2 separate regions of the Homo sapiens genome follow, and region 2 is linked to region 1. The links are chromatin contacts, found by Hi-C or POLR2A ChIA-PET in ENCODE. All regions are on one chromosome and are shown on one strand. Each heading gives the region's core, a stretch centred on a gene start or an enhancer-like site at or near the end of the contact. The rest is flanking DNA. Distances are from core to core; before and after follow the strand shown. Region 1 overlaps EP400 (E1A binding protein p400). Region 2 holds the start of GOLGA3 (golgin A3).

The links. A loop is a pair of places that touch in the nucleus more often than their neighbours do. ChIA-PET counts read pairs that join two places held with the same protein, here RNA polymerase II (POLR2A). Pooled maps may share reads with other maps.
Region 2: a loop to region 1 is called in a pooled map, with 3 times the contacts of the local background. The contact joins the promoter of GOLGA3 here to the enhancer-like site in region 1. A Hi-C loop is called at or near these places in 1 of 168 maps with a recorded cell type or tissue (B cell) and 7 of 50 pooled maps. POLR2A ChIA-PET finds 5 or more read pairs at or near these places in 1 of 52 experiments (CD8-positive, alpha-beta memory T cell).

Annotation. Positions count from the first base shown.
Region 1 is chr12:132,069,802-132,074,807 of GRCh38, forward strand. All of the region lies in intron 51 of EP400 (E1A binding protein p400), which reads left to right. Among named protein-coding and RNA genes, the nearest start is that of SNORA49, 41 kb to the left of the region's middle. Within about 2 kb of position 2,175, at least 3 of the 41 ENCODE cell types and tissues checked have a DNase peak (open chromatin) inside an H3K27ac peak, as active enhancers do; they include B cell, where a contact is called at or near this core.
Region 2 is chr12:132,825,953-132,830,958 of GRCh38, forward strand. It overlaps GOLGA3 (golgin A3), which reads right to left and starts at 2,917. Exons shown (of 24, transcript NM_001389683.1): 1 at 2,851-2,917. It also overlaps the pseudogene RPS11P5. RefSeq lists silencers at 2,195-2,294, 2,795-2,854, 3,225-3,434 and an enhancer at 3,005-3,144.

The sequences.
Region 1 (5,006 bases), core at 925-3,424:
GCTCCTGGGAAGGCTCCTCTCTGCCGGGGCCTGTTCCAGCTGTCGCCAGCTTTGCCTTCATGTTCTGGACGTCGATCTCCAGCTCTGTGGGGTACAGCTGCCCTCTCCCAGTTCCAGGCTCCTCTTCTCCCTTCCTGGTGTCTTTTTTAAAAATATATTTTATTTTATTTTTTGATATTTTTTGATATTTCTTGTTCATCAAGTTCTACCTGGTGTCTTTGGGAGAACTGAGTTCCTGATTTCATGTGTGCAGTGTGCCCTCCCGTCTTCCTCTCTGCCTAGAGCTTTTATGTCCTGCTTCCTCCCAGAGCTTATGGAGTTACCTCCCTGCATCCTTCTCTAAGAGCGGGGGAGTGGTACCTTCTTAGCTGGTCTTCCACCCTCCTGGAGTTGGTTTTTGGGTATGAGATAGAAACAGGAATTCAGTTAGAGCAGGGGAGTTTTACCTTCTCAGCTAGTCTTACATCCTCTGGGAATTGGTTTTTGGGTCTGAGATAGAAACAGGAATTCAATTTGATGTGCTCTATGAATACCCTATTTTCAGCCCCATTTATTTAAAAGCCCAATTCTGTCATCCATCGATCCACAGTGCCGCCTCCACCTGAGATCCTGTGGGGAAGTTCAGGGCTTCTTGTCTCAGAGGCCATGCTGGTCCCACGGCGCTCTCGCTATGAGCGGCAGTGACACTTGGTGTCTGGAGGGCGAGTCCCCCTACCACACCCTTCCTTGGGTGTAGCGTGCCTATTCTTGGCTCTTTCCACTTCTGTGTTAATTTTAGTTAGCTTAGTTCATACACTACAATCAAAACTGCTGAAAGTTTTTATTAGAATTGCATTGATTCTGTAGCTGTTCAGGGGAGAGTTGACATCTTTACAGTCTTTCCTTCAGATTCACCAATATGATGCATCTTTTGTTACTTAAGTCTTTTTTAATGCCTTTTAATGAAGTTTTCTAATATTTTGTGAAAGTGTTATAGATTATGTTAGTTTTATTCTTAAGCAATCAGTATTTTTTGATGCTTTTGTAAATGGTATGCTTTTAATTTCCATTTTCTGTCTCTGGCTGTTGTACATTTTTGTACATTAGTTTTTTATTCTGGCCGCCTTGCTAGATTCTGGTTATTTGAATAATTTATCTTAGGATTTGGTTTTGTTTTGTTGCATTTCCTTCGTATACAGTTGTATCACCTGTAAATCATGACGATCTACTTCTCCCATCTTAAACCCTTGCTTTCTCCTGCCTTACTGTGCTGGCTGGGACCTGCAGCACAGTGGTGAATGTCAGAGTCCGTATTTCACTGTGAAGTAGGGTGTTTGCTGTGTTTTTGTCAGAGTAAGAAAATTCTGTTCTTTTCTACTTTGCTTGAAGTTTCTGTTCCTCTTTGTTACGGTGCTTTTTGTCTTGTTTAAAGCCCATGTGTATGAACTCCCTCCCTCCCTTACACATCTCCTTTAGCCTCAAAGCTTTAAGTCCTGTCTCGGTGCGAATGATACCCAGATTCATGTCTGTAGCCACTTACTGTCCTGAGTTCCAGATTCTTCATCCTACCTGCCTTTGACAGATCCATGGAGATGTCTGATCCCTCAGGCCTCAGGTGTGTACGCCTGACCTGCTCCTACCAGAGGCTTCCGGCTCAGGAAGGGCAGCTGTCCCTGCAGACCTTTAGCCTACTTGAGAAACCCCTACAGTCATCCATACAGGTCCAGCCCATTGGCAGGCAGCTGTGTGTGCTTGACTTCCAGAAGAGACCTGGAGCAGCCGCTTCCTGTTGCTACTGTCAGCTCCTCCTCCGCACCCTTCCCTGGTTGTTGCCATCTCTCCTGCTTCCTTTTTGCCATCCGTCCCCCAGGAATACTTTGTGGTTGTGTGGGTGGGTCGGGGGTGTGGGGGTGTGGATGTCTTCTGCAGAGCCCTGCTGCCCACGGCTCCTGGCCTGTGCACCCCTCTGCACTTGCTCCTCTGCACCTGTGCCCCTACCAGCGCTGCTCACAGTCTCCCTTCCTGCTCAGCTTTTCTGCTCTCTGTTTCTGTATTATCACCTTCAACAAATACTATAAGTACTTTGTTCAGGTGATTTTGTCTCCTCCAATAAAGCAAGCCCCATGAGTACAGGTGTGTCCGAGGGCTGTTAGTACAGTGGACAGATGGACTGTTGTAGTGGGTTATAGTCATTGAATCTTGTGATGTTCAATCATTGTGTTCTGGGGTGACTCACTGGGTCCTGTGGTAGTTGTCATTGTGCATGGATGAGTTCAATTACTGCTCTTGTGTGTGTGACCTCACGGCATCGGGGCAGCTCAGCCTCGTTCGTGCGCTCTGCCTGCCTTGTCAGGTCTGTTTCTGAGACGCGCTCCTGCTTGTGTTGCCCAGGGTGGCCTCGAACTCCTGAACTCAAGCAGTTCTCCCTCCTCAGCCTCCGGAGGGCCCGGGACCGCAGGTGTGTGCCACGATGCCGGGCTTTTGCCAGGGTTTTTACTTCCTTTCCTTTCTTTTATTTTGCTATTCATTTTCTAACTTGTTAAGATGGAGTACCACCTGAGCTTATTTCACAAATTTTATTATTTGGTTTTCCTTCAGTCCTAAATGTTTTTGAATTTCCATTTTGATTTCTTATTTACTGCCTGGGTTCTTTTTAGAAGTGTTTCTTAATTTCCAGGTGAGGTTTTCCAGTTACTTTTTATTATTGACTTAAAAATAAATCTTCATTGTATTGTCAGAGAATGAGGTCTCAATGATTTCAGTCTTTGAAATTTGTTGAAACTTGCTATCTAGTCCAGAATACAGTCAGTTTTAAAAAATGGTCTGTGTCCTTCCAGAGCAGTCTTCAGGATGGGTTCACTTGTGAGATGATTTTGTTGTAACTGGGTCAAGTTTACTGTGTGTGTCATTTCGGTCTTCTGTGTGTCCTGCCAATCACTTGTGTTACTAGTTATTGAGAAGGCGTGTTTAGATGTCCCATTCTGAGTATGCCTTTATCTGTTTCTTCTTACCTTTCTCTCTGGTTTTGCTTTATATCTTAGAAGGCTTTTCATTAGCCACATTTAAGTTTAAAGTTTTGAATTTTGTTATTTTGAAATGACTCTTACTGTCTTCAGTAATATCTCTGGTCTTGAAGCCTATTCTCCTCACATGAGTAAAGCACCACCCTCCTGTTGGAAGTTTTTGGTCTGTGTTTTTCCTTCCTTGTTTTCAGCCATTCTCTGTGTGTCCCTCGTCACCTCCTGTGAGCAGCTCGCGGGCAGGTCCGGTGCTGTTGTGAGGTCAGGCTTTCCATCTCTGACTCTTACCTGAAACACGTGTCCACTTGTCTGTATATAAGGTTGGGTATATTTGAATTTCTGGCTTCTCTTTTGTTTGGACTCTGTTTGTCTTGCTTGTTCTGTTTTTTCTTTCCTCCCTTCCTTGCCTTCTTTTGGGCCACCTTCTCTTTTTTTTTTTTTTTTTATCAATTCTCCCCTCTGCCAGTGAAAAATTATATATTTTCTTTCTGTTCTTTAAGTGGTTACCCTAAAATCTCCATGTGCACACTTCTGTATCAGAGTATGAAGTTAACGATGGCCTCCACCCTCTTCTCCAGCAATGATCTTATCACACAGTAGCTCAGTTTATTCATCTCAAATGCTGCTGTTAGTGTGCGTTTTAATTCTGTCCCTTTTCCTTTTTTTTTTTTTTGACACAGTCTTGCTCCATCGCCTAGGCTGGAGTGCAGTGGCGCGATCTTGGCTCACTGCAACTTCCGCCTCCTGTGTTCAAGCGAGTCTCCTGCCTCAGCCTCCTGAGTAGCTGGGATTACAGGCACATGCCACCAGGCCCAGCTAATTTTTGTATTTTTAGTAGAGATGGGTTTCACCATGTTGGCCAGGCTAGTCTCGAACTCCTGACCTCGTGATGCACCTGCCTTGGCCTCCCAAAGTGTTGGGATTATAGGCGTGAGCCACCATGCCCAGCCATAATTCTGTCCTTTTTCATCTTTGACTTTTTATGTGGAATTACTTTCCTTCCACTTGACCCATCCTTTGGAATTTCCTTTAGTGCTTGAAAATGCCTGTGTGTCACTCTTGTTCCTGAGAGACAGTTTTGCTTAGTACAGAATTCCGGATTGGCATTGTTTTTTGGGGTTTTTTTTTTTTTTTTTTTTTTTTTTTGAGACGGAGGCTCACTCTCCCATGCTGGAGTGCAGTGGCATGATCTTGGCTCACTGCAACTTCTGTCTCCCACATTCAAGAGATTCTCCCGCCTCAGCCTCCCGAGTAGCTGGGACTACAGGCACACACCACCATGCCCAGCTAATTTTTATATTTTTAGTAGAGGTGGGGTTTCACCATGTTGGCCAGACTGGTCTCGAACACCTGACCTCAGGTGATCCACCTGCCTCGGCCTCCCAAAGTGCTGGGATTACAGGCATGAGCCACCGCGCCCGGTCGGCATTGTTTTCTGAGTGCATTCACGGTATCATTTCCTCACTGTGGCTGCTTTTGTTGTTGAAGAGGAGCCGGTGTCTGTCCAGCGTTTCTCTCTTCCAGGGTCACCTGTCTCTTCCCCACCGACTGCCTGTTATTGAGACGTTGTCTTTGTCTTTGTTGTTTTGGGTCACCTCTCTCCCCCACCGTCTGCCTGTTACTGAGACGTTGTCTTTGTCTTTGTTGTTCTGGGTCACCTCTCTCCCCCACTGTCTGCCTGTTATCGAGACGTTGTCTTTGTCTTTGTTGTTTTGCAGTTTCATTCCAATGCTCCAGCTTCTTGAATCTCGGGCAGTCTCTCTCATGTCTTTAGGAAATAAGCAGCCACTGTTTGTTTACGTGTTGCCCCTGTCCTGCTTCCTCTGCCCTCCAGGTCTCTCAGCAGCTTTTGTATTTTCTGTGTCTTTGTCTCGTCGTACTATATTCTGAGTCATGTCTTTCGCTCTGTCTCCTCAGTCACTCATTTTTCCCTTGGTTAAGTCAAATCTGCTTCAAAGCTTGTCTGTTGAATTTTTATCTTGATGATTTATTATTTTATTTTCAGAA
Region 2 (5,006 bases), core at 1,667-4,166, 760 kb after region 1:
ACCACTGTCATCCGCCGAGACTACCTGCACTACATCCGCAAGTACAACCACTTCGAGAAGCACCACAAGAACATGTCTGTACACCTGTTCCCCTGCTTCAGGGACGTCCAGATCGGTGACATCGTCACAGTGGGCGAGTGCCGGCCTTGCCGGCCTCTGAGCAAGACAGTGCACCTCAACGTGCTCCAGGTCACCAAGGCTGCCAGCACCAAGAAGCAGTTCCAGAAGTTCTGAGGCTGGACATCAGCCCGCTCCCCACAATGAAATAAAGTTATTTTCTCATTCTCCAAAAAAAAAAAAAAAAAAGAAACTGGAAGAGCAGCATCACGGCCACGGCCCAGACAGGCACCACCACCTGAACAGAAGGAAGGATGGGATGACCAGCAGGACTGGACTCAGCCATTACAGGTGGAACATGCAGAGGAGAACTGCTGCAGAGGAGAACTGCTGCAGAGGCCCACAGTGACGACGCCTGGGCCTTACACTGACCAAGAAGGAACACAGCCAAAGACGCTCAGGTTCCACCGAGAGGGCACGCCAACATGGTGACAGCCAACCGCACCGAGCTGAGTCCAGTGCAATCACAGATTCTGCTCACTTAATTCCCCTGCTGGTGTCCAAGCAGCCCACCTCTCCAGAACAGAGACCCCATGACGGTGACTGTAAGTCACAAAGACGGCCCCTCTTTACAGGCAGCTCCTCCTGAAGCCGGACCAGAGAGAGAATTCACTAACTGCCTGGAGTTTGGTGACAGTGATACTTCTCCCTGTAGGGCAATAAGCTGGCAGTCTCGGTCGATTCCCAGTCTTGCTTGATTTTTAGTTAAAATTTGGAATGACTCAGTCGTCAGGGCCTCATTACCTCAGACTACTGACAAAAAGCGATCTCCGGGCAGCGAGGAGGAGGAGCAACTGCCAGTGCATCACAGAAAGCTGGTACTACAAACATGGCTCTATTTTAAATAAAGAGGCCAGTCTAATCAGTCTCACTTATGATCACTCGCACTCCTGCGTCTCTAGAGAGAAGAGACAGGACAAAGCTGTCACTTAGAACTGCGAAAGGTACACACAACCCTAGGTTCACAGCTGGGTAACATCAAGGGACTTCATACTGAGAAACCACCACCTCAGGCACCTACAGGACTTTCTGCTTCCCCCACACCTGAATTCTGTATACAAACATTCACGGCTCCATCTACACCACCTCGTTTCACCTGTTCCTATCGGGTATTAGAAACAACAGAGCACAGCCAAAAACCAAACACGATTTCCTCAGGAAAAGAGTACCTGGTGGAGGCCACACTAGTATCCAAAAGTAAACACAGATCTATACACAAAGTGAAAACCAAAAGCAAGCAAGCCTCATGTCACTGCAGAGACGTGAAGGGCAGGCTTGGAAGTCAGGACTCCGGCCTCAGCTCCCGACCCTCCACCACTTACCTGTGAGAGCCTGGGCTAAAGATTTCTTAATCACATTTAGCCTGTTTCCTCACCAGTAAAACAATGAGAAAATGAACGCAAAATTTTGCCAGGATTAAATATAACAAGGCACAGAGTCTGTCCCGTGTCCTCAATAAAATGACAGTAATTATCACGATTTTCCCTTTAGTTGTTGCTTGTCAAAATCGCTAAAAGCCAACTGAAGGCATTCTCACTTGGGAAAGTATGCTACTTCTTAAGGCAATCGGGGGAAAAAAAGCTCCTCTTCAATCTGAGTGATGTCAGATGATTTATTTCCTTCTTGCCATTTAAGGTATACTGCCTGAAAAGATATTAAAGGGTTATAAAGCGCTATGTTGATGTCGTTTAAAAGACAGTTCAAAATAATCCACGACGACGGGTGTGGCTGCTCACACCTGTAACACCAGCACTTTGGGAGGCTGGGGTGGGAGGATCGCTTGAGGCCAGGAGTTCCACACCAGCCTGGGCAATACAGCAACACACCCAGTCTCTTAAAAAAAAAAAAAAAATCCATGAGTCATCTGTAAATGGCTTACACTGGCCCAGTGACAATAAACTCCAACCTCTTAAGAATCCAGCACCTGCCTACACCAACATCCTTACCGCCATCGCTTTCCCCCTTTGCCATTACACTGTGGCCACATCCTCCGCCCTCAGGGTCTTCAAACTTTCTGCCTGAGGCGCGCTTTTCTCACAATTTTGCCTGGCTTGCTTCTCGTCATAGAGGCCTTAGCACGGAAGTCGCCCGCCCCCCAGGCTCCCACTTAGAGTAGCGGACCCCACCCAACCACCGCCCGGTACCCTCTCGCTGGCGACCCTGGGTGTCCCTGTCCTAGGTGGGCTCCGCGGGGGCAGTGACCCAGACCCACAATACCCAGGACCCGCCACACGACTGACATTCGTCGGGTTCATACCCGTGACAACGCCCGGCCCCACTCGCTCTGGCCACCTGGAATGAAGACAAGTCGGCCAGCGACAAAGACAAACAAGGAAGTACACGGACTCCTGAAACCCCGACTTCCCACGAACCACCCGACACCATGTCACGCCTTTCAGCTGCAAAGGGCCAGGCTAAAGCAAGCACTGCCCGAGTGGTGGCAGTGGACAGCTTCGGGACAGGCCGCGCTCGTCGGGCGCAGACAAGCATTCAGGAGGGCTCGCGGGCACCGGCATTTACAGAGCCAGCTCCGCCGCAGCTGAAGGCGGGCGCCCAGGCCCGAGGCCACCGCAGCGAGGCGGGGGTGACTGGAACGGGGCCGTCCCGCCACGCTGCAGGGACGCGCCCAGGCCCCGCCGCCGCCCCTCGAGCCTCCCCCGCCCATGCACTGCGGGAGCGGGAGCGGGAGCGGGAGCCCGAGCCCCGAGGCGCCGCGGCCTCCGAGCCCCTCACCCTGCTGCTCTGGCAGCCCCGGAGGCCGCCCGGCCCGGATGCTCCGGCGGAGACGTGGCCGTGAGAGGGGCGGGGCGAGCGGTGCATCGGCCTCGGGTCCCCGGAAACAGCCTGCACGCGCTACTTTCGTTCCGGAACAGAGAACGTCCTCCTCTTCTTCAAGTGGCCACCCTAGGGCCGGGGACCCTCTGCCCACAGGGTCCGGATCGAGCTCACCTCCGACTGTGATGAGGCCGCCTTCAGAAAGTGACCTTAAGAGTTTGCGGACCTTTCCCTAGTAGAAACGCAACTTCCGGAACTGCAGGACCAACTCTTTCAGGAAGCTGAACCGAGCTTCCGGCGGAAGTGGCGTGGCCGGGGCTCGGCATGGGCGCGGCCGAGCTCGGTGTGGGCGTGACTTCCCCGCCCGCCCTAGTCGGGTCCCCGCCCCAACCCCGCACCTCCACCCGGCCGGCGCCCTTCGCGCTTCAGGTGCCAGATCAAAGGCGACGCTGCTTTGGACCCTATTTGCTTCCCCTTTAAAAAGGGCAAAGCTGGACGGCGCGGGCCGCTGGCCGCTGGGGAACGGCTTTCCACCTTCCCTCATCCGCCAGGCCGCTCTTCCAGCTGTCAGGAAGGAAATGGCCTGGAGGGCGCCTCGGGGTCCTCTGTGATGTTGCGCTCATCTCTGCGGATTTTGGAATACGCTTCAGTCTACGAAGTTTTCTGGGATTTTGATGGGAACTGCTGCAGATCGTTTGGGGAGCACGGGCATCGCTGACTCGGTCCTTCATCTGCGTCCCTGGTGGCCCCTCCATTTATTTCGGTCTTTTGATTTCTTCCACCAGCATTTTGTAATTTCAGCATACAGATTCTGCACCTTTTAAGTTTATAGTATTTCACATCAAACAACTGTAACACTGCGTTTTTGACGTTTTCCACGTGTTCACTGTTGGTCTACACAAATGTGATGAATTCTATGTTGATTTTCTTATCCTGAGACCTCGCTGAACTCATTAGTTTGAGGGTTCATTTGGTGTTTTGCGGTTGTTGTTGTAAAATCCTTGTATTTTTTACATGGGCCATCATGTTATCTGCAAATGCAAATTCTAACACAAAATGATCAGACTGAGGCGTAAAATATACAACTTTTAGAAGAAAACAGAATTTCTCACATCTAGAGCTTGGGGAAGAGTTCTTAGATCTGACCAAAAAAACACAATTCACAAAAGAAGTTGATAGAGTAAACTTCATGAAAAAATTAGAAACTTTTCACCGGATGCGGTGGCTCACGCCTGTAATCCCAACACTTTGGGAGGCCAAGGTGGGCGGATTACCTGAGGTCAGGAGTTTGAGACCAGCCAGGCCAAATGGTGAAACCCATCTCTACTAAAAATATAATAATTAGCCGGGCATGGTGGCATGTGCCTGTAATCCCAGCTACTCAGGAGGCTGGAGGAGAATCGCTTGAATCCAGGAGGCGGAGAGGTTGCAGTGAGCGGAGATCGTGCCACCAGCCTGGGCAACAGAGCAAGACTCCGTCTCAAAAAAAAAAAAAAAAGCCGGGCACAGTGTCTCACGCCTGTAATTCCAGCACCTTGAGAGGCCGAGGCAGGTGGATCACAAGGTCAAGAGATCAAGACTATCCTGGCCAACATGGTGAACCCTGTCTCTATGAAAAATACAAAAAAATTAGCTGGGCGTGGTGGTGTGTGCCTGTAGTCCCAACTACTCGGGAGGCTGAGGCAGGGGGATCACTTGAACCTGGGAGGCAGAGGTTGCAGTGAGCTGAGATCGTGCCACTGCACTCCAGCCTGGGCGACAGAGCGAGACTCCATCTCAAAACAAACAAACCAACCTTGTGAGAAAGACCACATTAAGAGGATGAAAAGATGAGTTACAGACTGTGAGAAAATATTTTCAAACCACGTTTGTTGAAGGACTAGTAGCTAGAATATATAAAGAACTCTCAAAACTTGACAGTAAAAAAAAATACAATTATTCTGGGCACAATGGCTCATGCCTGTAATCTCAGCACTTTGGGAGGCTAAGGGGGCAAATCACTTGAGGCCAGGAGTTTGAGACCAGCCTGGCCAACATGGAGAAACCCTGTCTCTACTAAAAATACAAAAATTAGCCAGGCGTGGTGACGCACACCTGTAATGCCAGCTATTTGG